Regions from separate parts of the Homo sapiens genome. Here all the other regions are linked to region 3. A link is a loop called in an ENCODE intact Hi-C map of the cell type or tissue named here. Cell type or tissue: ascending aorta. All regions are shown on one strand. Region 1 overlaps GALNT17 (polypeptide N-acetylgalactosaminyltransferase 17). Region 2 holds the start of MIR3914-1 (microRNA 3914-1). Region 3 overlaps GALNT17 (polypeptide N-acetylgalactosaminyltransferase 17).

What was found. Hi-C counts contacts between places; a loop is a spot of excess contacts. Peaks named below come from ENCODE experiments on the same cell type or tissue, not always from the same donor. Only the 100,000 strongest peaks of a DNase experiment are listed, where the experiment ranks them.
Region 1: it touches region 3 in a loop (2.4-fold over the local background); 3 of 110 quality-filtered maps call a loop at or near these places.
Region 2: a loop joins it to region 3, with 3 times the contacts of the local background. A loop is called at or near these places in 11 of 110 quality-filtered maps.

The regions. Positions count from the first base shown.
Region 1 is chr7:71,360,968-71,363,467 of GRCh38, reverse strand. All of the region lies in intron 2 of GALNT17 (polypeptide N-acetylgalactosaminyltransferase 17), which reads right to left. Among named protein-coding and RNA genes, the nearest start is that of MIR3914-1, 54 kb to the right of the region's middle. In ascending aorta, no CTCF peak of the experiment used is centred here; no DNase peak of the experiment used is centred here.
Region 2 is chr7:71,306,788-71,309,287 of GRCh38, reverse strand. All of the region lies in intron 1 of GALNT17 (polypeptide N-acetylgalactosaminyltransferase 17), which reads right to left. MIR3914-1 (microRNA 3914-1) reads left to right here and starts at 1,518; the gene lies at 1,518-1,616. It overlaps MIR3914-2 (microRNA 3914-2), which reads right to left and starts at 1,614; the gene lies at 1,520-1,614. In ascending aorta, no CTCF peak of the experiment used is centred here; a DNase peak (open chromatin) is centred at 987; H3K4me3 peaks cover 502 bases; H3K27ac peaks cover 2,307 bases.
Region 3 is chr7:71,237,140-71,239,639 of GRCh38, reverse strand. The region is part of intron 1 of GALNT17 (polypeptide N-acetylgalactosaminyltransferase 17); the gene reads right to left. Among named protein-coding and RNA genes, the nearest start is that of MIR3914-2, 69 kb to the left of the region's middle. RefSeq lists an enhancer at 63-563. In ascending aorta, a CTCF peak has its summit at 1,501; a DNase peak (open chromatin) is centred at 1,469; H3K27ac peaks cover 1,417 bases.

The sequences.
Region 1 (2,500 bases), 120 kb before region 3:
GGCTGGCATTGGCTGCTGGTCTCACTAGAGTGACCAGGACACAACGTGTGTTTGCAAAAGATTGCTCTGCTCTGAGGGTAAGGACTTTGCCTCTCAATCACCACTGTATTTTCCAGTGCCTGGTGCATTTCAGGGTACACCATCTACACTCCAAAACTATTGCTTATTGAGTACATTAACACATTAGAAATGGAACAAAGTGGCCAGGTGCAGTGGCTCACGACTGTAATCCCAGCACTTTGGGAGGCCGAGGTGGGTGGATCACTTGAGGTCAGGAGTTCAAGACCAGCCTGGCCAACATGGTGAAACCCTGGCTCTACTAAAAATACAAAAATTAGCCAGGCATCGTGGTGCGTGCCTGCAATCCCAGCTACTCAGGAGGCTGAGGCAGGAGAATCACTTGAACCCAGAAGATGGAGGTTGCGGTCAGCTGAGATCGGGCCACGGCACTCCAGCCTGGGTGACAATGTGAGACTCTGCCTCAAAAAAAAAAAGAAAGAAAGAAAGAAAGAAATGGAAGAAGGTGTGGAGGGCAACATGTTCAGGGGTCCTGTATTTAGAGTTGGGGAAAGGAGTGTTCAGCGTGGCTGAGATTTACACAGCATCAAACAACCCGTGTACGGTCTTTCAGTCAAGACCTGAGTCGCCCTTTGAACAGTAGCAAATCAGCCATGTTTCCTTCACGACTCACGGGGAAGGCTTTCAGCGGGGCAGGGTTAGGTGGAGCGTTTCCCGTAAAAATATACACAAATGGATTTGTTTTCTTGGGGCACTTTTGCCAAGAAAAATGCCACTAAATCAGCATCTTGGCCATGAAAAAAAGCAACAGCAAGTCTTCATCTGAATCACACAGCCACGTGGGATGCGTTCCCTTAGGCCTGTGCACAGGCATTAAGGAGGCAAAATGGGATCAATGAATTTCTTTGTTAATCTTGATATTTGCAGGAAGCCAGCGAACCAAGCACTCTGCAAATCACCAGCTTTAATCTTCAGAATTACTTATACTGCCATTTAGGAGAATTTTGTTTTCTGGGGAGATCTGCACACAGCAGGCGGCAAACATTCTAATTGCTGTTAAGTACATTTGGTGTAATATGTTGGGGGAAATGTAGTCTTTGAATCAGTTAAGCATGAACACACATGCTCAGGGGCAGAATGTAAGTTTGTACACAAAGAAGTGATTTAGTCACAAAGACAAAATCTCATACAAAGCCGGGCGCGGTGGCTCACGCCTATAATCCCAACATTTTGGGAGGCCGAGGCAAGTGGATCACTTGAGGTCAGGGGTTCGAGACCAGCCTGGCCAACATGGAGAAACCCCGTTTCTACTAAAAATACAAAAAATTAGCCAGGCGTGGTGGCAGGCGCCTGTAATCCTAGCCACTCGGGAGGCTGAGGCAGGAGAATCTCTTGAACCCAAGAGGCAGAGGTTGCAGTGAGCTGAGACTGCACCACTGTACCCCAGCCTGGGCAACTGAGGGAGACTCCATCTCAAAAAATAAAAATAAAAAGTAAAAATCTCATACAGGAAAAGAACCTGCCTCCTCCAGCCATGAACAGCACCTAGCCCAGCCCCAGCCGTAGTTCAATCACATAAACAAACGCCCAAATTGTGCTCAACCTTTTATCTTCCTGCCTGCCCACTCTCTCTCTCTCTCTGTCTCTCTCTCTCTCTCTCTCTGAGTTCATTTGCAGTCAAGATGCAATGCTATTTATAACACATATTGTGCTGGAGTCACCAGGATTTGCAACCTGAAGCTGAAGACATTCAATCTATGCAATAGAAATAAAACTCAACGAAACTCAACATCACAGCTATTTTATTCTGCCAAGTATTATAGCCAGACACATATGCTTCTCCTACTAGATGAAAAAACTCCTCGTAGCCAGGGGGCAGGTCTTGTGCATTTTCACATTCCTTAAGCTCTGAGCTCTGTGTCTACTATATAGTAAATATACAATAGGTATTTGTTGAACTGAATTGAAGATGACTTTCCAAGAATTAGTGAGAAAGAACAGAGAGGAATATCGAAAGGGGAAGAAACCTTCAAGGCGGTCTCAGATAATAGAAATGGTGTCCCTGGGTTTCAAGTGCTAAAACTTCCCATGAGAAGCACACTGATAAAGTCTGTAGGCACCCATATCACAGGTAAAATGCAAGACTCAAATGTTGTTGATAGTGGTTTTTTATTTTTTATTTATTTTGTATTTCAATTGACACCCCCCCAGGTGTTTCTTATGCCCATGAAGTTTTGAGAGTAACTGGTATAGATAGTAAAAACTGTAAAAGCAGATATAGGAATGACCACTGTTGGCTACAGCACTGCATACCAGAAATTCTGGGAACTTTGGGTAACTCATATAATAATAATGAGCCCCCAGGATGTCATTCAGTTACATATTTATTCAATAAGAGCTTGTTGATACCAATAAGTAGCTAGTCAAATAAGTTTTATCAGGATTATTTGTTTCTTGATGTGAAATACAGCTACGAGAAAGT
Region 2 (2,500 bases), 70 kb before region 3:
ATTAGACTGCCAAGGGTCATGGATTTATTCACTGAGTCACAGTGAACCAAGAAAGGTTTTGAGTAGGAAAGAGAAAAGAAATGATCAGGTCTGGATGCAATGACAGCATAAAAATGACTGACAAGAGTTGGAAAAATGGCACTGAAGGGAAAAAAGACTAGGTAGAGGGTGACATCAGCTGTCCAAGTCAGACTCAAAAGGATTTGAGCTAGGACAAGTGGTGGATAGAGAGTAAAAAGAAATGAGCTGGGCGCAGTGGCTCACATCTGTAATCCCAACACTTTGGGAGGCCGAGGTGGGCAGATCACCTGAGGTCAGGAGTTCGAGACCAGTATGGCCAACATGGTGAAACCCCGTCTCTACTAAACATACAAAAATTACCCAGGCGTAATGGTGCTTGCCTGTAATGCAGCTACTTGGGAGGCTGAGCCATAAGAAATCCGTTGAACCCAAAAGGCAGAGGTTGCAGTGAGCTGAGATCGTGCCACTGCACTCCAGCCTGGGCAACAGAGCTTGACTCTGTTTCAAAAAAAAAAAAAAAAACTAAAGAGAAATGAAAGGCACTTCCAAAGCAGAGCCCAGAGCAGTTGCTGGCTTGTCTTCCCCAATACCTGTCACATCCCTTTTCTCATTGCATCCATGTTTATTTATCTCGTGCAAAGTGCCTGAAGCTGCAAGGTTCTGGGGATACAGAGGGGCTCTTGATCTAGCCAGGGGGACAGACAATTCCAGAGGAGCCTAACAAAGAGAGGATGCTGAAGATGTAAGTCCTAAATCAAATGGAGGGAGGGCAGTGAATTTGGTATAGAATGTTCGAAAAATCCTATTCATTCCCTCCCTACTCCTGAGAAACACATAGTGATCCTGTGACATCAGCCCCAATGCCTCTTTTGAAAGCAGTTCTATAAAAGGCAATGCCAAGGAATGAGAATGGAAACCGAACAGTCTGGGTGTGGGATGACCCTTGGCAACACGGGTGAGATCACACCCTGCCTTGGTCCCGGCACTGGCAGCCAGGATCTGCTCCCACCGAGCTGCAATCCAATGCTTCTTTCTTCCTCTGCAAATATCCTTCAAGGCTTGACAAATGTGAGTCACCACGACAAGAATAGTGCCATTCCTAAATAGCAGGTCTTTATATACTTTGTTTCCTTGCTCCTATTTGCTACTTTGTCACTAAGCTTTCCAGACAACTGCCCCCATGCAACAAACTCCCCTCTGACCCGGAGCCTTCAGACTTCCCAGAATTGGATGAAATGGAAAACACACAAGACCCCTGAATCAGGCTCAATGAGGCACGTCCCACCTACCCACCTGCTGTGCCCCTTTTCTCCCAAAGGTCTCAGTGTGGCCTCTTTCTAATAACCAGAAACTGTGATCTAAGCATCCCAATGAAGTAACCTTTACAATCTCCCAGAGCCAGAGAAATGCACAAATGAAAAGAAAAAAAAAATGCTTCACTCATAAGCATTGTTCTATTCTAAAAATAGTGCTCTAACCAATACTCACCAACCACTTGGACTTCAGATTTAACTTCTCATTTTCTGGTTCCTTCTAATGAGTATGCTTAACTTGGTAGAAGGAACCAGAAAATGAGAAGTTGAGTAGGAACTCTACTGCTACTCCAGAGACAGGTCTTAACGGAGCACAGAGTGGGTGCAACCAAGGAAGACTTCCTAGAGGTGGGGCTATGAAGACCAGGAAGTCTTCCTCGATTGCATCCACTCTCTGCTCTCTTAAGACCTGTCTCTATCATAGCACTTGATAAGCTGTATTATAATTTTCCGTTTAGATGCCCGTCTCCTCCAACAGATTGTGAGTTTCCTCTCTCATGGCAGAAAGTGGGTCTTATTGCCTCTGTAAGCCAGCACCTAGTGTAATAACATATACCCAGCAGGGTAAAACGTATACTCAAAAATGTGACATAAACCACAATGAGATACCACCTCACACCCATTAAAATGGCTACTGTCAAGAAAACAAAATAACAAGTGTTGGCGAGGATGTGGAGAAAGTGGTACCTTGTGCACGGCTGATGGGAATGCAAAATGCTGCAACCCCTATGGAAAACAGTATGGCGGTTCTGCAAAAAGTTAAACATAGAATTACCACAGGATCCAGGAATTTTACTTCTGGGCATAAACCCCAAAGAAATGAAAGCAGGGACCAGGGGTGGTGGCTCACGCTTGTCATCCCAGCACTTTGGGAGGCCAAGGTGGGCAGATCACTTGAGGTCAGGAGTTCAAGACCAGCCTGCCCAACATAGTGAAACCCCATCTCCACTAAAAATACAAAAATTAGCCAGGTGTGGTGGTGGGCACCTGTAATCCCAGGTACTCGGGAGGCTGAGGCAGGAGAATGGCATGAACCCAGGAGGCAGAGGCTGCAGTGAGCTGAGACTGTGCCACTGCACTCCAGCCTGGGCAACAGAGCGAGACTCTGTCTCAAAAAACAAAACAAAACAAAACAGAAATGAAAACAGGGACTTGAACAGATATTT
Region 3 (2,500 bases):
CTTGGGGTTAAAGCATCACTGGCCCTTCTAGATACTGCTGTCATGCAGGAACCTCTCAGAAGAAAAGAGAAAGGGCTTTGACATTAGATCTCTCTTGCTGCATAACAAATTACCCCAACTGAGTCATGAACACAGTATTTTTTTATTTCATTTATTTATTTCTTTTTCAAGACAGGGTGTCTCTCTGTTGTCTAGGCTGGGGTGCAGTAGCACAATCATAGCTCACTGCAGCCTTGAATTCCTGGGCTCAAGTGATCCTTTTGCCTCAGTCCCCAGGTAGCTGGGACTACAGGCATGTACCACCATGCCCAGCTAATTTTTATTTATTTTTTTTTGGGGGGGGGTACAGACAGGGTCTCACCATGTTGCCAAGGCTGGTCTTGAACTCCTGGCCCTAAGTAATCCTCCCACCTCAGCCTCCCAAAGCATTGGAATTATAGGCATGAGCCACTGTGCCCAGCCCAAACAATATTTACTATCCCAGAGTTTCTATGGGTGGGAAATTTGGGCATAGCATAGCTTGGTGCCTCTGACTCAAGGTGTCTCATTAGATTGCAATGGGACTGTCGGCTGGGGCTGCAGGCTCATCTCTAGGCTTGACTGGGGACAAGGGGGAATTCTCCTCCAGATTCACTCACACGGTTGCTGACAGGCCTCAAGCCCTTGCCATGTGGCTTATCTACAAGGGGACCTCACGGTGTGGCAGCTGAGTTCTCCCAGGTGAGTGACATGAGAGACGGAGAGAGGGCACACCCTAAGATAGAAGCCACAGTCTTATTATAACCTAATTTCAGAAGTGGCACACATGGTCTCTGCTGCATTGTAGTTATTAGAATGAGTCAATAGGTCCCACCCACATTCCAGGGGAGAGGATTAACAAGGGTATAAATGCTGGAGACCCCCACGGGGCCACCAGACAGGCTGCTGACTACAACCTCCTTGTGGTATGAATGGGTGTTTAACCGCACACAGAGAGAGGCACCATTTCATTATCCCACTTGGAAGCCAGAACACACACAGAATCCCAGTCATTCACAGGGCTGGCGAGACCTTCATTTCCCCACCTTTCAATATTTAGCCCATCATTTATAATAAATACTGAACACAGACCAGGTGCAGTGGGGTGATGGCTCATGCCTGTAACCCCAACACTTTGGGAGGCTGAGGCAGGAGGATCACTTGAGCCCATAAGTTGAAGGGTGCAGTGAGTTATGGTCACACCACTGCACTCCAGCCTGGGAGACAGAGTGAGACCATGTCTCTCTAAATAAATAAATAAATTCCGAATGCAGCTAGATGCAAATGTGAAAGGCTTCTGGGAGAGACCTCTTTCCCAACCCCTCACCTTCCCTGCCTCCCACCCTGGAACCAGAGTCCCCTCCATGCCTGAAATACTGCAAAAGAAAGTAACTGCTCTTGGCTCAGTTCCTCTGGGGCTCTCTCCTACAGTTCTGCCTGCTCAGAGAGAGAGTGTGGCTGCTCTGCCCTCTGCCTTATGGAATGTGCTCTGTGCCACAGGGGAGCTGCCCAGCTCTGGCTCTGTTTGCTGAATACATTAAATAGTGGAGTGGATTAGTGGGAGACTCACTGTGGCCATGGATCTAAGCCACGCCCTTAAGCACAGCTTCTCTCAATAAATAAAGTGGATATTTTTCACTCCATTGGTCAGATTCCCGTGTTTATTTCTCAAGTGATTTCAAACTCAGCAAGGATAGAAACGGGTGCCCCCTAACGCATCCCCATCACACACAAAGATCTAGTCCACCAGTCCACACTCCTATTTGAAAAGTGAGTAAACTGAGGCATTAAGAGGCAGTGGGGTGATGGGAAAACATCCCCAAAAAGTTCCAAAACTCTTATTTAGCCACTAATTATTTATTAAGCCCCTGGCTGTGTGCTAAGCTCTGTGCTGGGGCTGGCTATTTTCCGTTTACTTGTTTGTTTGTTTGGTTTTTGAGAAAGGGTATCACTCTGTCACCCATGCTGGAGTGCCATAGCCTGATTATAACTCGCAGTAGCCTCAAGCTCCTGGGCTCAAGCAGTCCTCCCATGTCAGCCTCCTGAGTAGCTGGGACTACAGGCGTACACAATTATGCCCTGTTTTTTCTTTTTTTTTTTTTTTTTTTTTCAGAGATGGGATCTTACTATGTTGGCCAAGTTGGTCTCAGACTCCTGGCCTCAAGCGATCTGCCTTGGCCTCCCAAAGCGCTGGGATTACAAGCATGAGCCACCACATCTACCCAGGGCTGGCCCTTATTCCAGACATCTTCCTGTTCCGTCCCAGGCAAATGACTACACCCCTCTGAGCCCCAATTCTCTCATCTTGAAAATGGGGATCAAGTGAAATGGTGCATATAAAGTTCACACCTACAGTAAACAGTCAACAAATGTCAGCTACTCCCCCGAACTTGCCGGGGGAATGCCTACTTGCATTACATACGGAGACAATAAAGCTATTTTTCAAAGGCAATTTAAAGAAGGAGGCGATCTGCCTATGATT